Regions from separate parts of the Homo sapiens genome. Here regions 1, 2, 3, 5 and 6 are each linked to region 4. The links are chromatin contacts, found by Hi-C or POLR2A ChIA-PET in ENCODE. All regions are on one chromosome and are shown on one strand. The core of a region is the stretch at or near the end of the contact, and the rest is flanking DNA. Distances in the headings are between cores, read along the strand shown.

What was found. Hi-C counts contacts between places; a loop is a spot of excess contacts on that map. ChIA-PET counts read pairs that join two places held with the same protein, here RNA polymerase II (POLR2A). Pooled maps may share reads with other maps.
Region 1: a map with no recorded cell type shows a loop between it and region 4 (7-fold over the local background). The contact joins the enhancer-like site here to the promoter of FHIP1A-DT in region 4. A Hi-C loop is called at or near these places in 1 of 168 maps with a recorded cell type or tissue (CD4-positive, alpha-beta T cell), 1 of 37 single-sample maps with no recorded cell type and 6 of 50 pooled maps.
Region 2: a loop to region 4 is called in a map of CD4-positive, alpha-beta memory T cell, with 5 times the contacts of the local background. The contact joins the enhancer-like site here to the promoter of FHIP1A-DT in region 4. A Hi-C loop is called at or near these places in 1 of 168 maps with a recorded cell type or tissue (CD4-positive, alpha-beta memory T cell), 1 of 37 single-sample maps with no recorded cell type and 4 of 50 pooled maps.
Region 3: a map of CD4-positive, alpha-beta T cell shows a loop between it and region 4 (2.2-fold over the local background). The contact joins the promoter of TMEM154 here to the promoter of FHIP1A-DT in region 4. A Hi-C loop is called at or near these places in 1 of 168 maps with a recorded cell type or tissue (CD4-positive, alpha-beta T cell), 1 of 37 single-sample maps with no recorded cell type and 6 of 50 pooled maps.
Region 5: a loop to region 4 is called in a map of CD8-positive, alpha-beta T cell, with 9 times the contacts of the local background. The contact joins the promoter of TIGD4 here to the promoter of FHIP1A-DT in region 4. A Hi-C loop is called at or near these places in 4 of 168 maps with a recorded cell type or tissue (CD4-positive, alpha-beta T cell, CD4-positive, alpha-beta memory T cell, CD8-positive, alpha-beta T cell and 1 more), 2 of 37 single-sample maps with no recorded cell type and 7 of 50 pooled maps.
Region 6: a loop to region 4 is called in a map with no recorded cell type, with 11 times the contacts of the local background. The contact joins the enhancer-like site here to the promoter of FHIP1A-DT in region 4. A Hi-C loop is called at or near these places in 1 of 37 single-sample maps with no recorded cell type and 2 of 50 pooled maps. POLR2A ChIA-PET finds 5 or more read pairs at or near these places in 1 of 52 experiments (B cell).

Annotation. Positions count from the first base shown.
Region 1 is chr4:152,694,850-152,699,236 of GRCh38, reverse strand. No RefSeq gene overlaps it. Among named protein-coding and RNA genes, the nearest start is that of TMEM154, 17 kb to the right of the region's middle. RefSeq lists enhancers at 1,994-2,043, 2,074-2,303. Within about 2 kb of position 2,181, at least 6 of the 41 ENCODE cell types and tissues checked have a DNase peak (open chromatin) inside an H3K27ac peak, as active enhancers do.
Region 2 is chr4:153,113,884-153,117,786 of GRCh38, reverse strand. No RefSeq gene overlaps it. Among named protein-coding and RNA genes, the nearest start is that of TRIM2, 89 kb to the left of the region's middle. Within about 2 kb of position 1,791, at least 16 of the 41 ENCODE cell types and tissues checked have a DNase peak (open chromatin) inside an H3K27ac peak, as active enhancers do.
Region 3 is chr4:152,678,386-152,682,593 of GRCh38, reverse strand. TMEM154 (transmembrane protein 154) reads left to right here and starts at 2,597. Exons shown (of 7, transcript NM_152680.3): 1 at 2,597-2,724. The coding sequence starts at 2,661. It overlaps LOC105377495 (a long non-coding RNA gene), which reads right to left and starts at 2,509. Exons shown (of 4, transcript XR_939359.3): 1 at 2,290-2,509; 2 at 1,921-2,007; 3 at 1,454-1,519; 4 at 932-1,231. RefSeq lists enhancers at 2,514-2,823, 2,134-2,963.
Region 4 is chr4:151,405,840-151,410,318 of GRCh38, reverse strand. It overlaps FHIP1A-DT (FHIP1A divergent transcript), which reads left to right and starts at 1,427. Exons shown (of 3, transcript NR_183963.1): 1 at 1,427-3,136. It overlaps FHIP1A (FHF complex subunit HOOK interacting protein 1A), which reads right to left and starts at 1,143. Exons shown (of 14, transcript NM_001109977.3): 1 at 854-1,143. RefSeq lists silencers at 1,184-1,353, 1,474-1,946 and enhancers at 1,173-1,872, 1,873-2,572, 2,404-2,713.
Region 5 is chr4:152,778,139-152,782,680 of GRCh38, reverse strand. It overlaps TIGD4 (tigger transposable element derived 4), which reads left to right and starts at 2,951. Exons shown (of 2, transcript NM_145720.4): 1 at 2,951-3,199. ARFIP1 (ARF interacting protein 1) reads right to left here and starts at 2,727. Exons shown (of 9, transcript NM_001025595.3): 1 at 2,455-2,727. RefSeq lists enhancers at 2,450-2,499, 2,690-2,849, 3,300-3,509.
Region 6 is chr4:152,551,705-152,555,644 of GRCh38, reverse strand. It overlaps the pseudogene RPS3AP18. Among named protein-coding and RNA genes, the nearest start is that of MIR4453, 17 kb to the right of the region's middle. RefSeq lists enhancers at 851-1,000, 3,235-3,444. Within about 2 kb of position 1,289, at least 5 of the 41 ENCODE cell types and tissues checked have a DNase peak (open chromatin) inside an H3K27ac peak, as active enhancers do; they include B cell, where a contact is called at or near this core.

The DNA of each region.
Region 1 (4,387 bases), core at 932-3,431, 1.3 Mb before region 4:
AAGAGAGAAGGATAAGAAGTTTAAGGCAGGTGAAGAAGCTTCTTACACATATCTATCAAGAAAAATCATAACATTTTGTCCAGTCATGGTGGCTCACACCTGTAATCCCAGCAGTGTGGAAGTTTGAGGTGGATGGATGGCCTGAGCTCAGGAGTTTGAGACCAGCCTGGGCAACATGGTGAAACTCTGTCTCTAATAAAGAGACAGAAAAAAAAGAAAAGAAAAATCATAACATTTAGAAAAACAAAATAAAGAAAATGTAAAAGTCACCCATAATTTCACCACTCTGAGTTCATCATTGCTCACATTTTGGTGTATACTCTTCTAGGCTGTGTAGGTTGCAATGTGTGAATGTGCATTTTTGCATGCATGTGGTTTTTTTTTTTTTTTAACAAAAAGTAGTACACTGTGCATGATTGTAACTTGCTTTTTAAAATTCAAATATATTGCCTGACAAAGACAAGTAAAAATAAAATAAAATAAAATTCAAATATATCACAACCATTTTTTATGTCCATGTACAACAGCATAAGGATGTGCCACAATTTACCCAACTAATTCCCTCTAGGTTAGGTCTTTGCATCAAGCTAAATAGACAACCAATAAGTCCTAAATGATTCTGGCACCAAAGTTCAGAAAAGAGCTTTATGAATTAGAAAGAAATTAAGTGCAATGCCCATAGGCTGAAGACGGGAGGCTCACTAACCCTGAAGAATGGGGGAGAGAAATGTGCTAAGGGGCTAAAAATTAGGGTGGATAGAATACAAGTTAGGGAATGGATCTAAAATAGTTGAATCTGTGATGTCAAAAAAATATATAGTTTGGAAGCTGAATATTCTAGTTGTTTTCCTAGGAAAGTTGTGTAACCCTTTTGAGCCTCAATTTCTTCCTCTGTAAAATGGGAATAATTGTTTCTCTATCAGAGTGACTGTAAACATAAAATAAGGAGTTATACAAGACTCTGAACACTGCCTGTCATAGAATAAGTGCTCAATATTTCTTAGTTCCCCTGCTCCACTTCTACCTCTTTGGGTTGTATTGCTCTGGGAAAGTGTGTGGAAGCGAGGCTTGGACTCTGCACTGTGAGTGGACTTGTGTGCTAATGTGTTCTGATAACACAGGGGCCAGTTGCTTGGAAGGTGGTCAGAAATTAGTGAGTTTCATGCAGATGATTTTTCAAGTTAAATAAAACTTCTCTGAGTCTGAGGTCTGAATGAAAATTCTCTGGGTTTGAGGTCTTACTGAAGTGTTTTCCTTTCACAGCTCTAGTTGGCTGGCAGGTGTGGTATAACACAGTCATTCTCAGAGTGTGGTTCCCAGACAGCAGCAGCATTACCTGGAGCTTGTTGGAAATGCAAATTCTCAGGCCCCACCCAAGACCTACAGAATCAGAAACTCTGGGGCTGGATCCAGCAATCCGTGTTTCAACAAGCCCTGCAGGTGATTCTGATCTCAGAGATTGACTAGTGTGGCAAGAGTCCTGGAAACCCAGAATCCCTAGATCTGGAATATACTCTAGCTTACCATTCACTGTGGGGCCTTGGGCAGGTCACTTCCTTCCTCTAAACCTTCATTTTCTCACCTGGACAATGGGAAGATAATATCTTCCTCGTGACCTCAAATGATTGTTTCACAGGCCCAATGAGTTTAGAAAGGAGAAAGACATTCAATTAATGTATTCTAGAAATGGAATGTATACTTACTATTCTTGGTTCTTAGGCAGGGCAATGTAGAAAGCATCCCTATGTGATGAAGAATGGTTCTATTTTGATCATTGAAAGAAGAGTCTGTGCCCTCCTTGGAAAATCTCACTGGATGCTTTAACAGCCACCGTGGTAGTTTCTCCTATGCAAACCTAAATCCCTGTGCAAGGACAGTCAGTATCTCAAAATGTAAGGATGATATCAGTCACTGGGAAAAAAAAAAATTCTGGCAAAGTAAAAAACCCTTAGACATACAGAGTAATGTTTATTATTTGTTCTCCTTTTTCAGTCCTCAGTGAAAATAGAGAACAGCAAGTCACCCCTTAGAGGTGCACACCCCTCATCTACATGAATGGTATTACGTTGTCTCAGCCCTCCTTTCTTTCCGGCCGCACAGTTGTGCTTTCTTTCACCTCTGCTCAAAGGCTTCATTGTGCTCCCCTTTATTAGTCATCTTGGTTTCTCTTCTCTGAACCATTTCCAGTTTCTTTAGCCACAGCCTCCTATGACGTTCAGTCCTCTTCAGTTCTGGAGCCCAGCATATACTTATTAGGCTGGTGCAAAAGCAATTGCTGTTTTTGCAATTAAAAGTAATAGAACCATCAGAGAGGGTGACCACCATCAGAGAGGATGACCTCATGGTTCTAGCACACTCCACGGACAAAGCACTGCCCTGATGCCTCAGATCAAGGCTATGGCTCCTGGAGAAGCACTGGTGTGGATCAGTTTTACCCTAACTTCTCTTGTCATTCATGTTTTATTTTCATTTCCCTTTGTGTACCATCTTTTGTTTGTGTCTAATGATCTTTTCTATTCTCCCAACTTCTTTGATTTCCTAAATAGAAAGTAAATTTAATATATTTATATTTGCACAGATATTTAGAATAAATGCTCATAAAAAGATTGGAAGGAGAAACACCAGTATCTTAAAAGTAATTTTCCTTGGAAAGTGAGATTACAAGTGATTTCATTTGTTTTTTTCTTGCTTCTCTGAATATTTAAGTTTTTCGATGGTTGACACATCTATTGTTTAATTAAAAAAAAGAAAAAAGAAAATTGGAAAATTAACTCTTAGCATGCTCACAAAACAAATAAAATATAAAATGCTTGTGTTCAATGAGGTCTCATAGACCCACATGAAAGTGTCGTCTCCTGCAAGACACAAAGCTGTGCTTGGTCATAGGACTGTTCAGGACTGTCTCAGTTTTAGCCCTTGGAACTAGGCAAACCAGGACAGGTGGTCGCCCTCTCTCCCAGCCCCCTCCATCCTCTTTTTGTCTGTTAAACCGCCATGGCTGCTCACTGGTCTGTTAGGGCCCATCTCTCTTGTATCTTGCTTTGTCATTTCTAGGGAAGTTCAGCTCAATTGAGCCTTGAGGTAGGAAGACACCTCAGGAACAATATTTGTGTCTGCTGGTTCAGGTGAGGCTTAGCGGGAGTCAGAAGGCAAATATGAAGAAGCAATGGAACCAAGCTCCCTACCAGGGAGAGAGGGAGAGCAAAGCCTTTGGGCCACCATGAAAAGATGAAGGTCCAGTGGAAGAATCAATGTTGCTACGGGAGCTATTGAGAGTGCTTTGTGGACACACCTCTTGAGAGCGTGAAGAGAGAGTAAGCAAAGTCCAGGCTTTCTTCCCACTGACATTATTTGGGAACTTTTGTTACCTGTATTTCTCTCTTCTATTTTAAATATGTTATATTTTCTTATCCAGAGATCTGAGTTTATGAATGTTTCACTCTAAATCAGTGGTTCTCAATGCTGGCTGCCCAGGAAAATCACCTGAGAACCTTCTAAAATGCTCAGGCCCCCTCCTAGGCCACTAAAATATATATTATTTTCATTTTTCATATGTGTATATATGTGTATATACACACACATATCTAATAATTACATATAACATATAATTATGCGTAAAAGAATTTACGTATAATATTATAATTACATAGTATGTAGAGATGCTCCTTGACTTATGATGGGTATATGTCCCAATAAGCCCATCATAAGTTGAAAATATCATAAGCCGAAAATCCATCTAATAATAAACCAAGTGTAAAGTCAAAAAAATCATATGTTGAACCATTATAAGTTGGGGACCATCTGTATAATATTTTATACATATGTAAAATTAGGGTTGCTCCCTATGAGGTGGACTGGCCCAGGCTGGAAATGAGGACATTATGTTCCCATCAGTGTTTATTTATTTATTTATTTATTTATTTTTAAGAGACAGAGTCTCACTGTTACCCAGGCTGGAGTGCAGTGGCGAGATCATGGCTCACTGCAGTCTCAACCTCCTGTGCTCAAGCGATCCCCCTACTCAGTCTCCCAAAGTGTTGGGATTATAATCATAAGCCACCATGCCCAGCCCCATCAGTGTTTAGAAAGCACAAGAGACATCAGTCAAGAATTTCAACATTGGCCTATGCTTTTCCATACTGAGAGCCCACAATCTGGGATCCAGATGGAGTAATTTGAGGGTCAGATGTTGGTATGCAGGGCAGGTATACGTAGACCTGCTGGAGAAAAGATGTGAGCTGCGTGCATACTTGTTTTATGTTTTCTCCAAAGCTTATAGCCAGGCTGTTGAGGAACATGGGCAGCAAGTGTGAGGTCAAGGAAGCTATCAAGAGCCAAGAGGCCTCTTCAACCCTCACCTCTCAACCTAGAAGCTCTAAGCCAATGG
Region 2 (3,903 bases), core at 542-3,041, 1.7 Mb before region 4:
CAGTATTGGCAAGGATGTGGGTAAATGTGGAGCCTCATTGAGCTCTGGCGGGAATATAAATGGCACCATCACGTGGGAGAGCAATTTGTCATCTAAACAGCAAACATGGAAAATGGAAAGTGCTAATCAGTAGGAAACTGGTTAAATAAATCGTGGTGATATTCATATATTGGAATGTCATACAAATGAACAAAGTAGATGTACATGTATCAATATAGATAGATTTGAAAATACTGCAAAATAGGTATAAAAGGCACATGATGGATATATATAAACTATATATGTGTTTATAAAAACACTGAACAACAGTATATATTTTGAATTTATAAAACCATTGGTAAAAGGCACATACCAGTTTCAGGATCATCACTTCTGGATAGAAAGGAAGGGAAGGAGATAAATGGGTTGAAAGTGAGGACTTCAACTGTATCTATAAAGATTTAGATTGATTGAAAAATGTTAAAATGTGTTCAATGTTGGAGGTCGAAACATGGGCATCTGTGTTTTGTTTCTGTTTTTGTTTTTTAGTGCTTTTTTGTGTGTGTTTGAAGTCTTTTTTTTTTTTTTTTTAAGAGTGTCTAGGAAGTGGTCAGGGCTAATTCCAACCACTTCATAAATTGTAGGAAATTGGAACTAGAAGACCCTTCAGCTCCATCTATTCAGCTCCCTTATCTTAGAAGACAGAAAACAGTAGGGCTAATGTTTATGTTTATCTATCATCTGTCTGTCTATCTATCTATCATCTATCTATCTATCATCTATCTATCTATCTATCTATCTATCTATCTATCTATCTATCTATCTGTCTATCTATCTATCTAATGCAATTTATAGATGGAAAATTTCCTGATTATTTTCTGGCATATATTTTGCACATAGTAGGCAGTCATTCAAATACTTGTGAAATGGAGGCTGGGCGGGGTGGCTCATGCCTGTAACCCTAGCACTTTGGGAGGCCAAGAGAGGCAGATAACATGAGTCCAGGAGTTCAAGTCCAGCCTGGGCAACATAGCGAGACCTTGTCTATATAAAAAATACAAAAATTAGCCGGGTGTGGTGGCATGCACTTGTGGTCCCAGCTACTCAGGAGGCTAAGGTGGGAGGATTGCTTGAGTCTGGGAGGTGGAGGTTGCAGTGAGCTGAGATCCTGCCACTGCATTCCATCCTGGGTGACACAATGAAACCCTTTCTCAAAAAAACAAAAACAAACTTGTATAATGGATAGGCACCCCCAAAAGTGTCCACGTGCTGCCTATTGCATTCATTTGCTCATCACTTACCTTGCAGGTGCATAGACTGAGGCCTGTGGCTTCAAATCATGTCACTGCTCTGATGCCTACGTCTACTCTGAACTAGTGGTTTTTAAATTAGAGTGTCATCTGCGAACTTAATAAAACTGCAATTTCTTTGGTTTTAATGCCAAAGACACTGATTTGGTGGATGGAGGTGGGGTGGATGGAGGTGGGGTGGAGGGAAGTGGGGGAGGTGGGCTGATTTGGGAGGTGGCGATGGAGTTATTTTAATGTGCACTTCAGATGTTGCTAATGTGCTGGCCTGCAGACTGCGCTCTGAGAACAGCAGCTCCAGCGTCTTGGCCACCTTCACTAAATACTTGCCTTGGTTTCCTCTTCTTTAAAAAAAAAAAGAAAAGAAAAGAAACCAGGGGAAAAAGGAGGCCTGGCTTACTGCTGGTGAACATGAAACCTCAGAAACCAGGGCAAGGCTCATCACCCAGCTTCGTGGAAAAAAATACCAGCCTAGTCGCCAAAATGAAAGTAGATTACCTCTGTGGCTAAAAACGGAAGCGGCAAGTTTCCACTGCAAGTGCCAGGGTTGGTAGAGAAATGGTAAGGCAGTGCTTAAGAAAAAGGAGTCCAGTCTTTCTCCCCCCTACCACCCCACCTCCCATCTTGATGGGCAGAGGGAGAAAAACAGGAGGAATCCAGCTGAGAAAGTCCCTGATTTATTAACAACTGTGTACTGATGACTAATCACTTACTAATGTTTGCAAAGTGCTTGGAGCCTTTCTATAAAAAGGGGACAAAATGTGGGCAACATATTCATAGTTATGACATCAAAGAAGAGGCCCAGCAGGAACATGAAGATGGCCGCTGACATGCCACATGCAGAACTTGCTAGCAGGACAGACAGACAGGACAGACTGGTGGCCAGAACTTTGGAATGGCATAATTAAACATTGTGCCACCCTGCCTCCCTCCCCTGCTCCATTCACGTTCCCTTCCCAAAGCCCCAGAGTCTGTAACAGCCAACAGGTCCAGTGTTGTCTTGCTGAACAGCAATGAGAGCTGCGGACCCTCAGGATGAGCACCATGGGCGGCCGTCACCTCTGCAGCCACCCAGAGTGACACCTGATAAGTCTTAAGGGTGCAGTCAAAATGGCCCATTGCCTTTCCCCCTCCTGGGAAGCCAGGGCACAGGCACCGACCCTAGTGAAGCAGAGTCAGGGATGAGAGGAGGAGGCTGTTTTTCAGGCAGTGACAACGATGGCAGCAGGCAGTGATGACGTCCAGAGTCTGGTGTGCACAGGTTCTAGGGTATGGTTTTGGTTGGGGCTGACCTCAGGGCTCCCTTTAGTCCCGCAGTTTTTCAGTCTTCCCAGTGGCCCTGTGAGCTACCCAGTACTCTTTCAGTCCATTTTTTCTACTTGTAACACCCAGAGCTTGGTGTCCATTGCTTATATCTACGAGCCCCAGCTGACTCACCAACGCCTCAGAGGAGGGAAGAGTTCCAGGCAAAGCAAACTACCCAGTTAAAAAAAAATCCTCACAGTTTCAGAGACGATAACGTCAGGAGCTTCAAAGCCTCGTTTGTTATTGTGGTGAATGGGCATCAGAGCTCTCTATACTTTTAAGAAGTGGCACACGCCTTTTGGCACAGCATTTCCCGGTCTATGACTTTATCTCCAGAGACACTCCCACAAGGACTATGCTAGCTGTTGGGCATGACTGCAAGTGAGATGGTGGCACCATTTTCTGAGGACCGATGGAGGGAACCAGTTGGGTGGTGGGGAGGGGGTTGGGGAGATCAAGGGTGACATTTAGGAAATGTTAAATTTCAGATGCCCCTGAAATACCTAAAGAAGTCACCAAGGAAGGATACGGAGGGCTTAAGAGTCTAGATTCAAATGAAAAAATAAATTTGGAATTCATCAGCAAATGGATGGTGTTTAAAGCTAAGAATGAAAAATACATCGACAGAGAAGAATAAGAGGTTGTATCTAGAGGTCAGGGAGAGGGCGACCTAGTGAGGAAGGTTGATTAGAAGTGTCTGGTGGGATAAGAGAAAAATCTATTTGCTGTATCATGGGCAATGAGAGAGGAGAGGGGTCTAAGAAGAGGGGGTGGGCAGTTGTGTTTCACCTTACAGCCTTCTCCTCTGTCAATTTCTTTCTTCTAGGTGTTTTTATAATAGACAAAGTTGGGTTTGACAGCATGGAGCTTATCGATGCCCTTGACACAGAGGTCACTGACACCCTTGACAAAAGGAGTTTCGGGGGAGTGGAGAAGCCAGAAGCCAGACTGGAGGAGACTGAAGAGTAGGTGAAGAAGCAGAAGGAAGGATGGGTGAAGCCAAGATGTTAGTGTGCAGACCGCTTGTGGGAGAAGTTTTGCTATGAAACAGGATGGGGAAAGGGAGGGAACACTGAGAGTCTGTCGAGCCACAGAAAGACTTCTTCTAATGAGAGATTCCAGCACGTCTTTGTGTGTGAGTGGAAATGATTCAGTGGAGAGAAGATCGAGGGTGCAGGAGGAGATAACTGGAGGAAGGAAGTCCTCCTTCATTCAACCAACACCAAGAGCTTCCCATGCCAGGCATCGTTTGGGTGTGAGCCACAGAGCACCAAGTGGCCTGGGCAAGGCTGCCTCTCTCAAGAGCGCCTGT
Region 3 (4,208 bases), core at 1,348-3,847, 1.3 Mb before region 4:
GGAATGGCAGGATCGGAGTGTGAAGAGGAACGCGGAGAAGGCTGTCTGCACCCACTGGAAGATCCTATCATTTATCTGGATTTGTTCCCTTGGAGTCCCTCTTCTTTTATGGCCCATGGAGTGGTGGTGGGGAGGGGGCGGGGGGAAGGGAGGGAGGATAGGATGAGAGTCACTTCTGTAGCACAGACAGTTGATTGTAAAAGTCACACTCCTTTGTGTAAAGTAATAAAGAGTCCCTAGACATGGTTCCCAGTGTCCCTTCCTGCCCTTCTGAACATGATGAAGCACCATACTTCTTTCCTGCTTTCAGACAGCCAATGGCAGGCTCCAAAGTGGCATTACCCCTGCCTGTGTGCCACTCACTCTGAGGTTCCCCTGTGCCCCACATCTGGGACTGAGGCCCTGACTTCCTGCCACCAGTGCATCGGGATTTAATCTGAGGCTGGGTGGCTATTTGCCTAAATTAATGGTTGCTAAAATTAAAACAGAGGTAAATAGCCCTTTACCTACCACACAGCCTCCCTGGGATTTTAACTGCAGCAAAGAGATCATTGAGGTGCTACCATTTTCTGATCAATCATGGTAATTTTCTTCCCCCTAAGATCAGCTTAATCATGCTAAGGGTCTTAGAGAGCACAGGGGTCAAAAGAAAATTACATGGTTGGGCAGGATTTCTCTGCAGCTCCAGTTTATTTTGTACCTCACTCTGATTTAGTGTTGCACTGCTCAGAAGCAATGCATAGTGCACTTGTTGAAACAGTAATGAACTGTTTGGCCATGTCATGGGGCTCAGCAGAGGTCCACAGAATAAGACAGTCTGTGGTCCAATCCACAGACACCTGACTGCAAAAGCTTCCACAGGGAGCTGAAGTTTAAGATGAAAGAAACGAAGGCTGACAACCTTGCCCTTGACAAACATTTGCCTCCAGCCTGGGATTCAACAATGTTTTAATAACATTTAATAATATTTTAATAGGGCATAAATGGTAAAATGGAGAGAACTCCCAAGCCCTGGGCCTGCTTTCTTGCACGTGTGTGTCACAGCTGCAGAAACACGTGCTTGTACAGGAATAATTGCCACCCCAACTCAGTACCAGCAGGTCTTGGAGCCCGTGATCTATTCACATGCTCAGCAAGTGTTTAATTAATAGTTCTTTCTCTGTTGTTTTCAAATCAATCACCCAGTTTTGAGCACGTCTATTTTCTCCTGCTGTTTGTTCTGTATTGTCACCTGTGGTGCAAAAAGCATATTTTATCAAGAATTGACTTAATTGCCAGTTTAAAACATTAAAGTGCATACTGTAAATCCATTAACAAACTGATCCTTACATGAATCACCAACCTATTTCTTGTGAATAATAACTGAGATAAACAGTGACTAATGACATTGAAAAGCAGCAATGCATTAAAGAAAAATTAACAGCTATGTCAGGGGCTAAGGAATTCCAGTCACCTCATACGTTTGCACCAACCAGATCACTGAAGACAAACGACGGGAAGTCATGACTCAGATGGTGATCTGCAGGGAAAGGTTTAGAGATGAGATGTGTCTGATGCCTCAACACTACCCCTCTCTCCATCTGTCTGTCTCTCTTGGCACCACGATTATGAAACTGCATTCTGAATGCTTAGGCCCTAAACCTAAACCAAGGGAAGGACCTCCAATAGAACACCCAACACACACTAATCTCCACTGTATACTAGACACAACCTTTCTGTATTGTTTCGATTGGATAGGATTTCTACCATTATTCTATTTCGTTTCTGTCCTGTTTTGTTTGTTGTCTGAGAACTTGATTGTCAAGTAAGAAGGAAGGAAGGTGAGATGCAGATTCACCCCTACCTCCACCCTCAGAGCATATTCTCCTTTGGAAATGGACCTTGAAAAGATCATTTCTCTCTGGGGAAGCAGAACATAACCTTAAGGTGTGGGTGTGGCATCCACCTCCATCTGGCGTGGGCCTTGGTGGGAGGAGGGCATTCCAGAGTGGAGAAAGGAGAATGGACCTGGCGGAGAGAAGTGGTCTGGCAGTTTTCTGATGATGCAGTTGTCCCTGCTGTCTGGGCCTGCGCTATCCAACACAGCAGCCACTAGCCACTTGGAGTTATTAAAATTTTATAAAAATTCAATAAAATTTAAATTCCATCAGCACTAGCCTCAGTTCAAATGCTCAGTGGCCAATGTGGCTGATACTGTATCAGACGGCGCAGACTTGGAACATTTCCATCAGGGCAGAAAGTTCTACAGGACAGCTTCTTCCTAGGGTCTAGGCAGCCCCGGAGCCTCACCTGGGGGATAAGCAAAATCACAGAGTGAGAATGCGTGTGGTCCAGGACCCCTCCCAGTCCCAGATACCGAACGACATCTGAGCAAGGGACTCTGTTGCCCCGGGGACGGTTTCAAAAGCTGGAGGCCGGGACTCCAAAGGGCTGGAGAGGCGTGATAATAGAACCAGTGCTTCAACAGCAACTTCTCTTTTGCAATCCTTGCTGGTCTGACAGGCTCCTGCAGAATTACATCACTTCCTAAAAAACAGGCACACACCTCTCCTTCAAGTCAGCACCGACCCAAACAAGCAGGAAACAGGAAATGTTCACGTTTCAGAGAGGCTGCAGCCCGGCGCAGCATCCTGAGCGCGCCTCTGCCGAGGCGAGCGGACATGCAGGCTCCCCGCGCAGCCCTAGTCTTCGCCCTGGTGATCGCGCTCGTTCCCGTCGGCCGGGGTAAGCCGCCTCCACTTCCTACTCCTGGGAAGGAGGATCGCAAAAGCTGGTAGGGTGCCCGAGGCTACAGAACTCTGCCGGGGAGGGTGACACCCAGAAAATCTAATCCTTTCTGTGAAAGAAGTGGAGAAAATTAGAACTCCTTTTTTTGGGGGGTGGGATGGAGAGGGGACTTCGCTTTCGCTGCAGCTGTCTAAACTGGCTACAGCTCTCACTTCATTTAACCCTCTTTCAGTCTTTGTCTTCCAGGAAGTGTGCGTCCCTGTAATTTACCAGCTTTAATGGGCATATTAAGAAAACCATAAACTTTTTGGCAGTTTATGTAAAAAAAAACAAAAGCTTCAATTGGCTGAAACAGAGACATGATTAATTTGCTTTTTATGGTGTGGGCTGAGAAGTCTGCTGATTCCAAAATCTCCTGGAAAAACTGGGGTGTGAAAATTTACTACTAGAAAGCATACTAAAGAAACGACATAAACTTAAAAAAAAAAAAAGGAAACGGGAAATTATCCGAAGAGCTACCAAAGAGCTATGTGTTAGAGGGTAGCCCTCTAACACATCAAGTAAGGTCTTTCATCTACTTTTATTGCACCTTGTTACTTTTACAGATTTTTTTTTTGCATTGATTGTTACTAATGAAGATTTGTTTGAAAAAGTAATATGATTGGAACCAATCAAAGGTATTGGAAAAAACAATATTGAATCTCATTATTATGGGCTAAAAGCAACAACTGATTTACACCCTTGCCAGTTGCTACAACAAGCACAAGCACCTTCAGCTGCCTCTCTTGTTGACTTGCCTTTGGGCAAATACACTGGCTGCCCATTGTTTCTGTCAATGAACACCGACTGCTTCTAGTGTAGGGCAGTATTTACCAAGCAAAAGGAAAGTTCTCAAGCTACAGTTCTTTAGATAGAATGAGGGACATCAGCCCCAACCTAACAGATGTGACAACTTCCTGGAGGTCAGCAGCCAGCACCCAGCCACCCCACTCCATCAATTTCTCTTCCCCTGGGTGTTCTCCATGTGGTCCCCCAGGCATCTGAGGTAGAAAACAAAGTGGAAGGCAAATCATTCCAGCTGAAAAGATGTCTGGTTAAATTGAGTTTAGTGTTCAGAGTGGGTTTGGAAGTTGATGTGTTGTTTTATGCCCAGTGTTTTGGAGCTGGAAGGGAACTTGAAGATGATGCAGCTCAAACCATATTGGGCACACAGGTGAAGAAACAGAGGTGGAAGAAGGGAGATGTCTGGGTCTTGCTGCTAGTCAGCTCTTCTGGCTTCTACTCCAGAGTTCTTTGAGCTCCTCCACCCCCCACCACCACTGCCCCCCTCCCCCCACCGCCGCCCCGGAACCAATCACTGTCTCTGCCAAGAGCTCTGGAACCTTTCGTAGTAGGACATCAGGGAAGAAAAGCCTAGCCATCCTCCTTCCACCTCTTCTATTGCACAACACTGCCACAGGTGCCTCAAACACTCCCTTAAT
Region 4 (4,479 bases), core at 178-2,677:
TTTGGCTCTTTCCCTTCAGGGGGGTTTCCCTGTCCCTGGATAGCTGGGGCTGCAGCATCTGCTGAATAGTGGAAGCTAGATCTGCTGTGAATGGGTGGGTCCAGGAGGCTGGGACACTAATTCACTAGACCTGCTCATGTGATTCCCAAAGTCCCAAGCCAACAAGGCTACCGCCGCCTGCACCAACACCTCGCTCTGACCAGGCCTGAAATAAGACACCAAGGTAGTTCTTCCCACTCCCTAGCAGAAGCGGAGTTAACAAGGGACCTTTGTTGAGCCAGAGGAAACACAAACACATACACACTATCAATAATAACCACGACTTGAACGCAGTTTCATCACAGAATTTACGAAATTGAGCAACAGCTACCTAACCAGTAAGTCCTTACACCAGGAAAGGGCTGCAAACCTCAGAGGGGCACCGCCTCTGTCTCCTGTGTAAGCAAGTTGATTTACAGGGGAAACCTGAACTCCACATCTCTTTGCCTTTTCCTGTGCCTCCCAGAGGACCCTGGGACCAAGGAATGGGATGGAGGGCCCTAATGACATATTCCTTCGTCAAAACAAGCTGGCTCTCTCTCTCCCAGGGTCAGTCACCGCGTTACGCCCCGTCCCGGAGCCCGAAACCCTAGAAGTCACCTCCTCCCCCCTGCGCCCCCGCCCGACGCAGCGACCTCGTTTGGAACATCCCCAGCCGGCCCCCAGCCCAATGCCTGCTCCCTCAGCCCAATGCCCGCACCCCCTGCCCAGTTGGCGGATGCAGAGAAGGGACATTTCGACTCTCCCTCCTCCTTCAACCCTCTAAAATAAAAGAATCCCTCAAGCGCAAATCTCCGGCCAGCACAGCACCTACCTGTCCCCGGCCGTGGCTCCTCCTCCCCGAGCAGTGGGGCTCGCTGGACAAGTGTCCTCAGATAGTCCAGAAAGTTTGCTCTGCGGTCCCGGGGACGCCTGCGCGGGACCCAGTGAGGAAAGCCGGGCTGGCTCCTCGCACCTCGGGCGGCCGCCGCTCGAAAGTCTTGGCCCAGGTCCTCCAGGCCCGGCTCAAACTCAGGAGTGCCCGGGAAGAATGTAGGTCGTGAGAAGGTCGGAGCGCAACTTTTCGAAGGTGCGTCAGCCGCGGGCTGAGGCGCGTGGGTCACTGCCTCCCCCCAGCCTCTCCCTAGTGAGCGCGGGGGGGGCGGGGGCGGGGGCGGGGGCCGGGGCGGGGCAGGGGCGGGGGTGGGGCCCAACCTGCCTGGAGGCCTCGGGGAGCGCGCCCCGGCCCCGCCCCCGCCGCCGCCGGCCCCGCCTCTGCCGCTGGGACACGCCGCCGCCAGGTGCGCCGGGGACTTAGGCAGTGCCGCGCCGCACGGCCCGCGCCGGTTTCCAAGGTGAAGGAGGAGGAGCCTCTGAGGGAAAGTTTCCACAGAAACTTGAGCTGGGCGCAGTGTAGCACTCGCGCCCTTGGGGGCTAGCGTTTGGCCGGAGCTACACACTCTTTACTCACGCACGCACACCGCCGTACACAGCACAATCGTTCACCGTCCCGCCAAAGGCTCGTCTCTCGGGTTCTGCCTAGTGGAAGGAGTCGGACAACGCCGCACGTCACGGGCGTTTCGGATTTCTTGCTTCCCAAAGGTTTGACGGCGGCCACCGGCGCCCCGGCCCAGCTCTGCTTTCCTTTGCTGACTCCTTCCTTTAGGTGTGAATTTTAAAATGCTGATACCGCCCCAAGAGAGCTGAGTCAAGTGAGGCAAACGTTCGCCTGTTGTTCTCCTGACAGACTCCCTGCAGTGGGCAGGGGAAATGTGGCCTTGGCCGACATTAATGAAGTGCCAGGATGGAGGGAGGGGGCCTGCTGATTTGTTCTGTTTTACTTTTTAAGGGTAACTAGAGCGTTACTGGAGTCGTCTGTGGGTTTGGGGAGTATGTGGCGCGTGTGTGTGTCACACATTTCACTGGCAACTCCCGCCAACCCCTTCCCAAGAAATGAAGGCTCTAATGTGGGCAGTTCTGCAACAAAGGTGAAACTTCCCCAAATCACGATTCCCCGCAAGATGAGAGAGCAGGTGCAGCATCCATTTTCCCACTATCACGCTTGAGATGGTGGCTTTGGGCACTGCCGGGTGCCCCGACATCCTTCCCAGAGCCCAGCCTTCCCACCCAGGCCCGGCCCTGCGCGGCCGCCTGCCTTTGCATCAGAGACCGCGGCTGTGCCATTGCCAAGGTGGGCAGCGCCGCCTCGCTTCCCCATTCCTCCGTCTCCCACGCCTCTTGCGTGTTTGAGTCGCGAAGTGATGGACTTTAAATCTCAGAGGAGGAATGAGAAACTTGGTTAGTGGCTCTCTTGGCATGTTCGTAGCCCTGTGGTTGAAGTGGCTGAAACCTGCGTTGAGCCTCAGTCCAAGCAGCTGGGGCCACACCAGTTTGCAAAAGCGGATGTGGCAGTTTCCACCGCAGCAGCAGCCTGCTGGCGCCTCATCAGATTCTCCTTTGGAGGAAGTATCTTCTTCCCTTCATTCTCGGTGAATGGCATCCAGAGATAACCAAAATCAGGTGTATCTAGTTTCAAGTTCTGTCTTGCAACCGTGATAATTGGAGGATGCAAACTTTACACTTTCTTCTCTAGCTGTCTACCACCACTGCTGCGCTTGTGGATGACTGCAGGAACACCGGGTACTTGCCACAAGTATCTCTCCAGATTCATCAGCCTTTCACCTGTGACAAGCTCAGTCAAGAAGTGGCTCCTAAGTAAAAGCTGGGGAAGAACAAGGAAGATAGAGCTCAGAGTAGAAAGCTGTGAAGTTCTGCACAACAGGTCCCCTTGGCCTGCTCTAACAGTTGGAAGGTGGGGGAAGCATTCATTTACTCAACAAATATATACTGAGTGCCTTTTGCATGCTAGGCACGCTTCTAGGGGTTGAGGACACAGCAGAGAGCACAAACAACAATTCCAGCCCTCGTGGAGCTTACCTCTTCCACGTGGGAAAGACAGATGGTAAATGTATAAGGACAATATATGGACTGCTGTATGATTAGAAATGCTATGGAGAGGCTAGGAGTGCTGTCTCATGCCTGTAATCCCGCAGTTTGGGAGGCCAAAGGAGGAGGATCACTTGAGGCCAGAAGTTGGAGACCCAACCTGGGCAACATAGTAAGACCCCCTATCTACAAAAAGTTTAAAAATTAGCCAGGCATGGTGGCGTGCACCTGTAGTCCTAGCTATCCAGGAGGCTGAGGTGGGAGGATCACTTGAGCCCACTGCATTCCAGCCTGGGTGACAGAGTGAGACCCTGTTTTGAAAGAAAGAAAGAAATGCTGTGGATAAAAATTAAGCAGAGAGGGTACATAGAAAGTATGAGGGGTGCTATGTTCGGAGAGGGGTGATGATCAAGGAAAGCTTCTGGAGGAGGTAACATTTGAGGAACGACTTGAGGGAGGTTAGGGATATCTGAGCAGACAACTTCCCAGGCAGAAAGCATAGCAAATGTAAAGGCCCTGAGGCAGGAGTATGCCTAAGTGTACTAGGAGCAATCCAGAAGGCACCATGAAAGAATGGAGAAGATGAAGTCAAAGAAGTGAAAGGTGGGGGTGATGCAGATCAGGTAAGGCTTTTACTCTGAGTGAGTTGGTTGGAGCCATTGGAGGATTTTGTGTAGAAAAGTGACACTTTCTGACATTGTAATTGGATCACTTTGACTGCTGGGTTAAGAATAAACAGTAGGGTGTAAGGGTAGAAGCACAGAGACTGGTTAAGAGGCTACTAAAATAATCTAGGGTCAGCCGGGTGCGGTGGCTCATGCCTGTAATTCCAGCACTTTGGGAGGCCAAGGTGGGTGGGTCACAAGGTCAGGAGATCAAGACCATCCTGGCCAACATGGTGAAACCCCGCCTCTACTAAAAATACAAAAAATTAGCCAGGTGTGGTGGCACGCACCTGTAGTCCCAGCTACTCAGGAGGCTAAGGCAGGAGAATCACTTGAACTCAGGAGGCGGAGGTTGCAGTGAGTAGAGGTTGCAGTGAGCCGAGATTGCACCACTGCACTCCAGCCTGGGCGACAGAGCGAGACTCCATCTCACAAAAAGATAATAATAATAATTGAGGGACAAGAAGATAGAGATGTGGACCAGAGAAATAGTGGTAGAGATGATAAGCTGATGGTTTCCTCACATTGGATGTGGGGTATAAAGGAAGGAGATGAGAAGGACTCTGAGGCTTTTGGCCTGGGCAGCATAAGGATGGAACTGCTATAACAAAGTTGGAGAAGACTTCAAAAGGAGGTTAGGGTAAAATCAAGGCAGGAAGGAGAGGCGCATAATTTGAATGTGGGCAGCGTAAGGACGGAACTGCTATAACAAAGTTGGAGAAGACTTCAAAAGGAGGTTAGGGTAAAATCAAGGCAGGAAAGGAGAGGCGCATAATTTGAATGGTCTTCAGTTTCTTCAACTTATAAAATGAAAGTAATACCTACTTTGTTAAGGTTGTTTTAGGATGAC
Region 5 (4,542 bases), core at 1,702-4,201, 1.4 Mb before region 4:
AAAGGACCACACCACTGAAACATCTTGTTTGTTTTTCATAGCAAAGCCAAATCAAATCCTAAGGTACATGCCTCAAGCAAAAAAAATTAAGAAAATGAAAGCAAAATACAACTAGAATTTAAATTTTTTACTCTGAACTGTGCCTAGTTGGTTGGTGATATTTAATACATATTAAAGATAGGCACATCAGTTTGTAAATCCACTGGATCTCCAGAGCATGGACCACAAACAGCTATCCCTAAGAAGAAACCTCAAAACCACAAATCAGGAAATAAAGTGGGCAGCCTCATTTCCTTCTGTAAGTCTAGGAAGGAATTTAGAAACACTAATGTTTTAAAGGAGAGATTTCAATATCAAACTAGAAGAATCCCTGCATTCTCCTTTCCTTGGTCCCAAAGCAAACAATTTACAGTTTGGGAAAACACACACACACACACACACACACACACACACACACCCCTACCTGTTTTCACTAACTTCAACAAGACACTGCCTAAGTGGTGGTTTTAATCTATCAAGAAGCTATATATCTCCTTTGCACAGTTTGGGAAAGCACACACACATACACACCTGTTTTCACTAACTTCAACAAGATACTGCCTAAGTGGAAAACACACACACACATACACACACAAAACCTGTTTTCACTAACTTCAACAAGACACTGCCTAAGTGGTGGTTTTAATCTATCAAGAGGCTGTATATCTCCTTTGAGAATTTGATAAAAACAATGGACACTTTCCCCAGGGGGGAAAAAAATTCACTCAAACAAAACTGCATATAATTTCAGGGGTGGGAATGAGGAAGACCCCTGAAAGTTGTTGACCCTTAGGCCATGAACCCCAAGTCATCATCCAGGATTAAGGCAAATCATAATCCAAGGAAAACCAGTTTATCAATTTGGAAAGAAACTAAAGTAACTGAGGCAGGGATTTAATCCACAAAATACATTAGAAATCTTTTCTCTTTTCTCAGATAAAAGTGTGTTAGACTTGGTAGTTGGGAGAAGACGTGGGTCATGCTAAGCAAGGAAAACAAAACAAAAAACACCACAGGACAAACGAAAGAAAAGCAGAATTAAGGCAGCAGTAAAATATAGTAATCTGTAGCCGCTCTGAGAGAACAGCAATGAAATGGCCAATTCGGCCGGGCGCGGTGGCTCACGCCTGTAATCCCAACACTTTGGGAGGCCGAGGAGGGAGGATCATTTGAGGTCAGGAGTTTGAGACCAGCCTGGCCAACACGGTGAAACCCCGTCTCTACTAAAAATACAAAAATTAGCTAGGCGGTAGTGGCGCCTACCTGTAAACCCAGCTACTCAGAAGGCTGAGACAGGAGAAAAGCTTGAGCCTGGGAGGTGGACGTTGCGGTGAGCCGAGATCGTGCCAATGCACTCCAGCCTGGGCGACAGAGTGAGACTCTGTCTCAAAAAAAAAAAAAAAAAAAGAAAAAAGAAAAGGCCAATTCCTGAAGCCTTAACAGACGGCTGACTTAAGGTAACCATTTCTGGTGCACATTTCTATGCCAATTAAGTTAATTAAATGGCAAACATGAACACACCCTTACAGGTGAAAGTATGAAAGCAAAAGTTTATGCGAAGTTCTGGATCTCTTCCGGCTTTTCCTTATCAAATAATAATGTAGTTAGATGAATTTTATACTTTAGGAGAAAACAGGGTAGGGGCGGGGGACAGAAATCCTAAGAGTGGCCAAAGGATCTGCAGGAAGTATAAAGTGTAAACTTTTTGAAATCAAAGGGCTCAAGAGGAAGGTAAGAACAAAACAAAGGAAGTAATAACAAAATAAAGTAAAAGGGAAAAACGTCTAGCATCTAAAAACTGTTTTTAAAAAATTATTTCCTTTTCCTAGACACGTAAACAGTAGTAACTTGGCAAACAGGAACGGAGCAGAAGACAATCGAACAACTCCCTTTCCAAAACTCCAGCATTCCTTAGTCAGGCTTGGGACATTTCACAGGCAAGACTCCTCTCTGCACCACTGCCAGATGAATCTCTCAGAGGGACTGTCACTATCTCCCTTCCTCCCACTGCGGGAGAGAGGAAGCTGGGGATGCAGGGAGAAGAGGGGAGAAATGAGGGTTGGACAGCAAGCCTGAAGGTGGCCCACTCCGACACTTTGTCAAGAAAGGTCCGGATTCTGGATCCTGCAACTCCTTTTCCCACCCAATGTATGCAAAGCCAAGAGAGTGCCTCCCTGCAAGGGCCGGTCCTACACCTTCACTCGACTGTTTCGGGGGCACACTCAGAGGGACAGAAGGAATGAAGGACAGAAGAAACCAAAGGCATAACACTTGGGCAGATACGGCACAGACTAAGGAGAGGCGTGCCCTGTGAAAGTTCGGAACGGTGAACCCGTAGGCAACGTGCCCGCCCCACCAGCCACCTCAAACCATCTTTCCCCCGCCTTTTCCCAGGCGAGCCAGCTCCGCCCTCACCTTTCTTAGGGTAACTCGGTAGCTTCTAAGTCGAGGCTTATCCTTTCCGCCGCTCTCTGGAATCGCCTCAACCCTGGCAAAAACTGAGCGGAAACGCGACCCGGACCTTTTCCTTCTTCCCCTTCCCCCACGCACCTCGGCTGCTCGGGGGCGGGGAGCAACTGCAGCTGTCACAAATTCACACTGACCAACCGCCGAGGACAGTCGGACCGGCGACCTCTCAACCCAGCCTCCAGAACCAGAACCAAGAGCAGCGAAGCCGGAAGTGAGGAGACCGGAAGTAGCGTTGTCCCTGGCCCTGGACGGCCTCTCTCTCCCTCAATCCGGCCTTGCCCGGCCACGTCTCGGTGGTGTCAGCGCACCTCCCACGAGGATCCCTCCGCCCTTCTCCGGGAGGCGGGCTACGCCCCTCCCTCTGCTGCCCTAGCAACCACATCCGGGACTCCGGCGGTGTCGTTGCCCGGGTAATTTTCTGGCAGCGACCTAATGCGCGCGGGGCCAGAGGCACCGGCTAGAGCTGGGAGCTTGCGGAAGGGCGCCCCTGCCTGGTCTTGAGAGGTCGAAGGTCTCCAGGAGGCCTCCGCCTCCCTCTTTTTCATTCACACACCCTAGCCTCACACGTTAGGAGGACCCCCCCAACAGACCGTGAGCTGGTGCCGGGAGGGTGGAGGTAGATGTACCTCACCTCCACGCTACCACAGAAGAGCGAAAGCTGCTTTCTCAGCCACCGGAGAGCACGAAGAAGGTTATTCCAGTCCCGGGGGGAAGGTGGGGGTGGTAGGGAGAATGCGAAGATAAGGCAGCAGACGGAATGCGGGCGCTGCCTCGCGCTGCCCCCGTGCCTGGGGAGCCCTCTCCCTTCAGAAAGGCTAGACCCCCGGGCCCGGCATCCCTGAGCTCTTACTTGCTCTGGATTTGTGATCGCTTTTTGCTTTTTGCTCGCTCTCTCACAGTAGATTCCTTGATACTTTTCTTTCCGGCTCCTCTTTCTTTTTCCGGATGACCGAGCTCTGCTTTCTTTGCTTGCCCCATTACTTCTTAAATAGATCATTGTTCTGTCACGGAAACTGCTGAACAATTCGCTCTCTCAGAGCCCTTCGTAGTTTCCTAAACGGGGCCCCAACCTGCACTACTCTCCCCATCCCCAGAGCTCAGTGGTGCGAAAGCGTGGCTCCCCCGTGGCGCTAGATAGACCTGAAGTTCATTTACACACTGTACCATACAGTTGGTCCATCACAGAATATCCCTTCGAACTGCTGGACTGCTTTTCCTTTGACAGCTTTGAATGCTCATTTTTACTCCCATTTCACTTGTAGAAATGCGAAGGGTAACTGTGCACACGGCGAGATTTACCCTTCTTTAGACCGTACTTCTCAGCTGCCTTTACTTGTCACAGTAGCTGACAAGATATTTTTAATGACTAATGCCCAAAGGCAGAGCTCTACCTCTACAGATTTCCAGGGAGTTTCAGTGTAGTGAAATATCCCTGGCAGGTATCTTCCCCAGATCTGTGAATAGTAAACACCTATGGCACCATAAATGTTTCCAATGTATAACAATATTGATTGAGCTCTCTAGGATACCACCTCTTAAAAAAATAGTACTGAAATTCCAAAACATAAATCTCTTATCTTAAGTGGTTCTGTCTTAAACAAAAGAAAGGAGCAAATATATATGCCAACCCACTCAAACTGTAACTTCAATTGTTATAGCTTACTGTGGATTTTTCTGTACAAAGCCATCTTGTTGGTTTGGAGACCATTAGTCTTCTCAATTATAAGAAAATAATCCCAATCTAAATTAATTACTGCTGTAATTGTGTAGGAACTGAGCAACTACAGAACTTGCAGCTAAGTACAAGTGTTGTTCCTAGGGTTTCAGAAGGGTGACTTGGAGGAAGTGTACGGTAGGACTCAGCGGTGCTTGAATGATGTGGACAATGAATACTAAATTGTTTTTGCTGGCTGTTATCTTAAAGATTCCTGCTAGCTGTCTCTTGAGTTTGGAGATGCTTAGCTTGACTAAAGTTAGTCTAACTATTAGACTGTCAGACTCTGAAGTGTTTCTTATTTTGGAAAGGTGAAGACT
Region 6 (3,940 bases), core at 40-2,539, 1.1 Mb before region 4:
TTCTGGGTATAAGGATGTATTATAGTGGCAAATAAATCAGATGAAGTCCCTGGCCTATATTCTAGTGGAAGTGGAGAGACAGATAAGAAAATAAATATAAATATTGGCTAGGCGCGGTGGCTCACGCCTATAATCCCAGCTCTTTGGGAGGCCAAGGCAAGTGGATTACTTGAGGTCAGGAGTTTGAGACCAGCCTGGGCAACATGGTGAAACCTTGTCTCTACCACAAATACAAAAAATTAGCCAGGCATGGTGGTGCGCACCTGTGGTTCCAGCTACTCAGGAGGCTGAGGTGGGAGGATTGCTTGAGCTCAGGAAGCAGATGTTGCAGTGAGCCAAGATCACACCACTGCACTGCGCTCCAGCCTGGGCAACAGCGCCAGACCCTGTCTCAGAAAAAAAAAAAAAAAAAAAGAGAGAAAGAAAGACAAAGAAAAGAAATAGAAATATAATAGAATGACAGGTAGAAGTAAAAGAAAGCAGCTGAAGAGGACGGGCAATGATGAGGAAAGGTGATGAAGCTATTTTAGACAGGAAGTCATTGGAACATGTATAGCTGACAGCCATCAGTGCCCTGCCCACATCCCCCAGGTCCTTTGGGATGATCTAGTATAAGCCAGTGTTACTGGAAGCATCTGTGACTCTCTGCCTGTGGCCCAAGGGCTTCTTTCTGTCTCTGTGGCAGGTCCATGCTGGGGGAACAGCTCTTACCCAAGGGCAAATGGGAGTTGAAAGACAAACACCCCAGCTTTCCTGCCCCCCGCTGGGTGGGAAAATTTTGATGTGTATTCCACATCTCCCAGAGGTTTTTGGTGGGACTGAGCCCCAATTGTTCTCAGTGGGTAACTTGGCGATTAAATATTCTGCTGGCCTCTTTCCTTTGCTGGCTCAAGTCTTCACTACTCTACTAGTTCTTCCTGGTACATTTTACACTTCAAACATACCACTTGTACTCAAATCCTTAGTTTTGGAGGAACCTAGCCTAAGTCAGGAAGTCTTAGGAATGGCCCAAGGCAGAAGACCCTCAGAATGAGATTCTAGCATTGGGTCACTTGCTGGCCAACAAAGAGCAGGTCAACAAAAACCCCATCACTGTTAGTAAGTGGGGCAGTGATGATCTCTGGAGTGCTATAGCATCACTATTACTAAGAGTCTTGCCTGTGATTAACTGCGGTAGTGTGTAGGTGGCGGGGAAATGCACTGGCTGATAGAGTAGCTCTTGAACTGAAAGATACAGGGACAATGATAATTATGAGAACTGTGGAGCTGGTTGCTTGTTGTTAACTGCTAGAGAAGCCACAAAGGAAGGAAATAGCAGGCTCAGGTGAGGTAATCATTGACTTAGAGCATGGGTTAAAAGCCAGAAATCTTTCATGGCATCATTTAAAGGGAGTCTCATCTGTAGACAGAGGGTAGAATGAGCTGAAGAATAAGACCCCAAGTTTGATCTTAAATACAACAGAGCTAAAAAGGAGACTGAGTTCACAGCCCACCAGCTTTCTTTCTTTCTCTTTCTTTTCTTCTTTCTTTCCTTCTTTCTTTCTTTTTCTTTCTTTCTCTTTCTTTCTTTCTTTCTCTCTCTCTCTCTCGCTCTCTTTCTTTCTCTTTCTTTCTTTCTTTCTTTCTTTCTTTCTTTCTTTCTTTCTTTCTTTCTTTTTTTTCAGGGTCTCACTTTGCCACCTAGGCTGGAGAGCAGTGGTGCGAACATGCCTCACTGCAGCCTCAACCTCCTGGGCTCAAGTGATCTATCTACTCTCACCTCAGGCCTCCAAGTAGCTGGGACTATAGGCATGCACCACCATGCTCAGCTGATTTTTTTTTTTTTTCATAGAGACGAGGTTTCACCATGTTTCCCAAGCTAGTCTCCAACTCCTGGCTCAAGCAGTCCACCCACCTCAGCCTCCTAAAGTGTTTGGATTACAGGTATGAGCCACTGTGCCCAGCCCCCAAATTTCTAATGCTAAAGCAAGGGACCTGAAAAAGGAGAGGGGCCCTGAGAGTTCCGATGGAGATATTTGGGTAGATGGGCTCAAGGACCTTAAAACCCCAGATTCCTCTTAAAACTGAGAGTGAGAATACTCTGGAGCCTTTCTCCTTGCTAGGAGAAATCAGACTTCTGGTGCTCGGAGACTATGCCAAGGCCTCACGTAGCAAGGGCAAATGCCTTGCAGGATGATGCTTGTCTCTAAGATCCATCCCTACCTCTCTTCATTTCTTCTAGACCAATAATGAGAAATCTTATTATGAGCCAAGCGAGGAAATACTGTTATGTGAAGAAAGGGGTTATTCACCAAAAGCACTGCAAAACCTGGCAAATAGGTACTAGCAGGAAGTGGGAGAACTCTCCTGGAAATGAATCTTAAAGGTGCCAAATCAGGGAGGGCAGAATATAAGACTGAATAGTGGACAGTTTGTTAATACAGGTGTATTATTCAGTGACACGGGACTCACTATCCTGGTAGAATGCCCAGAACTGTACCTAATACATTGCAGAAACAGCTCCTTGAAACTTGAAAATAATGATCAGATGGAGATGCTGGAACTTCTTAGAAGAGAGATGAAGAAGAGGTCAGCAAGTTCAAAGAGATTAGAAGTAAGAATGCATTTTTTTTTTTTGAGACACGGTTTCACTCTGTCACCCAGGCTGGAGTGCAGTGGCACAATCTCAGCTCACTGCAGTCTTGACTTGCTGGGCTCAAGCGATCCTCCCACCTCAGCCCTCTGAGCAGTTGGGACTACAGGCATGCACTACCGTGCCCAGCTAAGTTTTGTATTTTTTGTAGAAATGGGGTTTTGCCATGTTGCTCAGACTGGTCTTGAACTTCTGGGCTCAAGCAATCTACCCACCTCAGCCTCCCAAATCCCAATCCCTCAGCTGGGATTACTGGTGTGAACCACGGCACCTGGCCAAGAATGCATTTACTATGTAACACCAGAGAACCCACCAGCCAACAATGTTCCCTGGGAGGTCCTAGAGGACACTCCCTTATTAAAGTGATAAGCAATATGCTAGTATATTCTGAGAAGCTCAGAACTGCTTGTCCTCTAGATCAAGATTGATGGTAAGAAATGCCCCAGAGTAAATGGGAATAACAGAATTCTAGCGGCCAGGTTGGTGGTACTAGACCATCAGAGGCCCTGGCAATATAATTATGGTTACGTGTATCAGCCTGAATAAGTTAGGAACCTAATATTGAGTAGGAAACAAGTGAATCCCAGCAGAACACATGAGTCATTCAGATTTTGAAAATATGCAAAATGCCTTTTGGCTCTCTGAGCAGCAAGAACAAGTGCCTCACGAAAGGCAGCAAAAGGGGAACCAAGAAGAAAGTGGTTGATCTATTTTCTTTTTTTTTATTTTTGAGACGCAGTCTTGCTCTGTCACCAGGCTGGAGTACAGTGGCGTGATCTTGGCACACTGCAACCTCTGCCCTCCGGGTTCAAGCGATTCTCCTGCCTCAGCCTCCCGAGTAGCTGAGACTACAGGTGAGCGCCACCATGCCCAGCTAATTTTTGTATTTTTAGTAGAGACGGGGTTTCACCACGTTGGCCTAGATGGTCTCGATCTCTTGACCTCGTGATCCACCCACCTTGGCCTCCCAAAGTGCTGGGATTACAGGCATGAGCCACCATGCCCGGCCTAGTTGATCTAGTTTCTAAGAAAGACTGGTATGATGTGAAAGCACCTGCTATGTTCAACATAAGAAATATTGGAAAGACACTAGTCACCAGCACTGAAGGAACCAAAATTGCATCAGATGGCCTCAAGGGTCGTGTGTTTGAAATGAGTCTTGCTGATCTGCAAAATTATGAAGTTGCATTTAGAAAATTCAAGCTGATTACTTAAGGTGTCCAGGAAAAACTGCCTAACTTCCATAGCATGGATCTTACCTGTGGCAGAATGTGTTCCATGGTCAAAAAATGGCAGACATGATTGAAG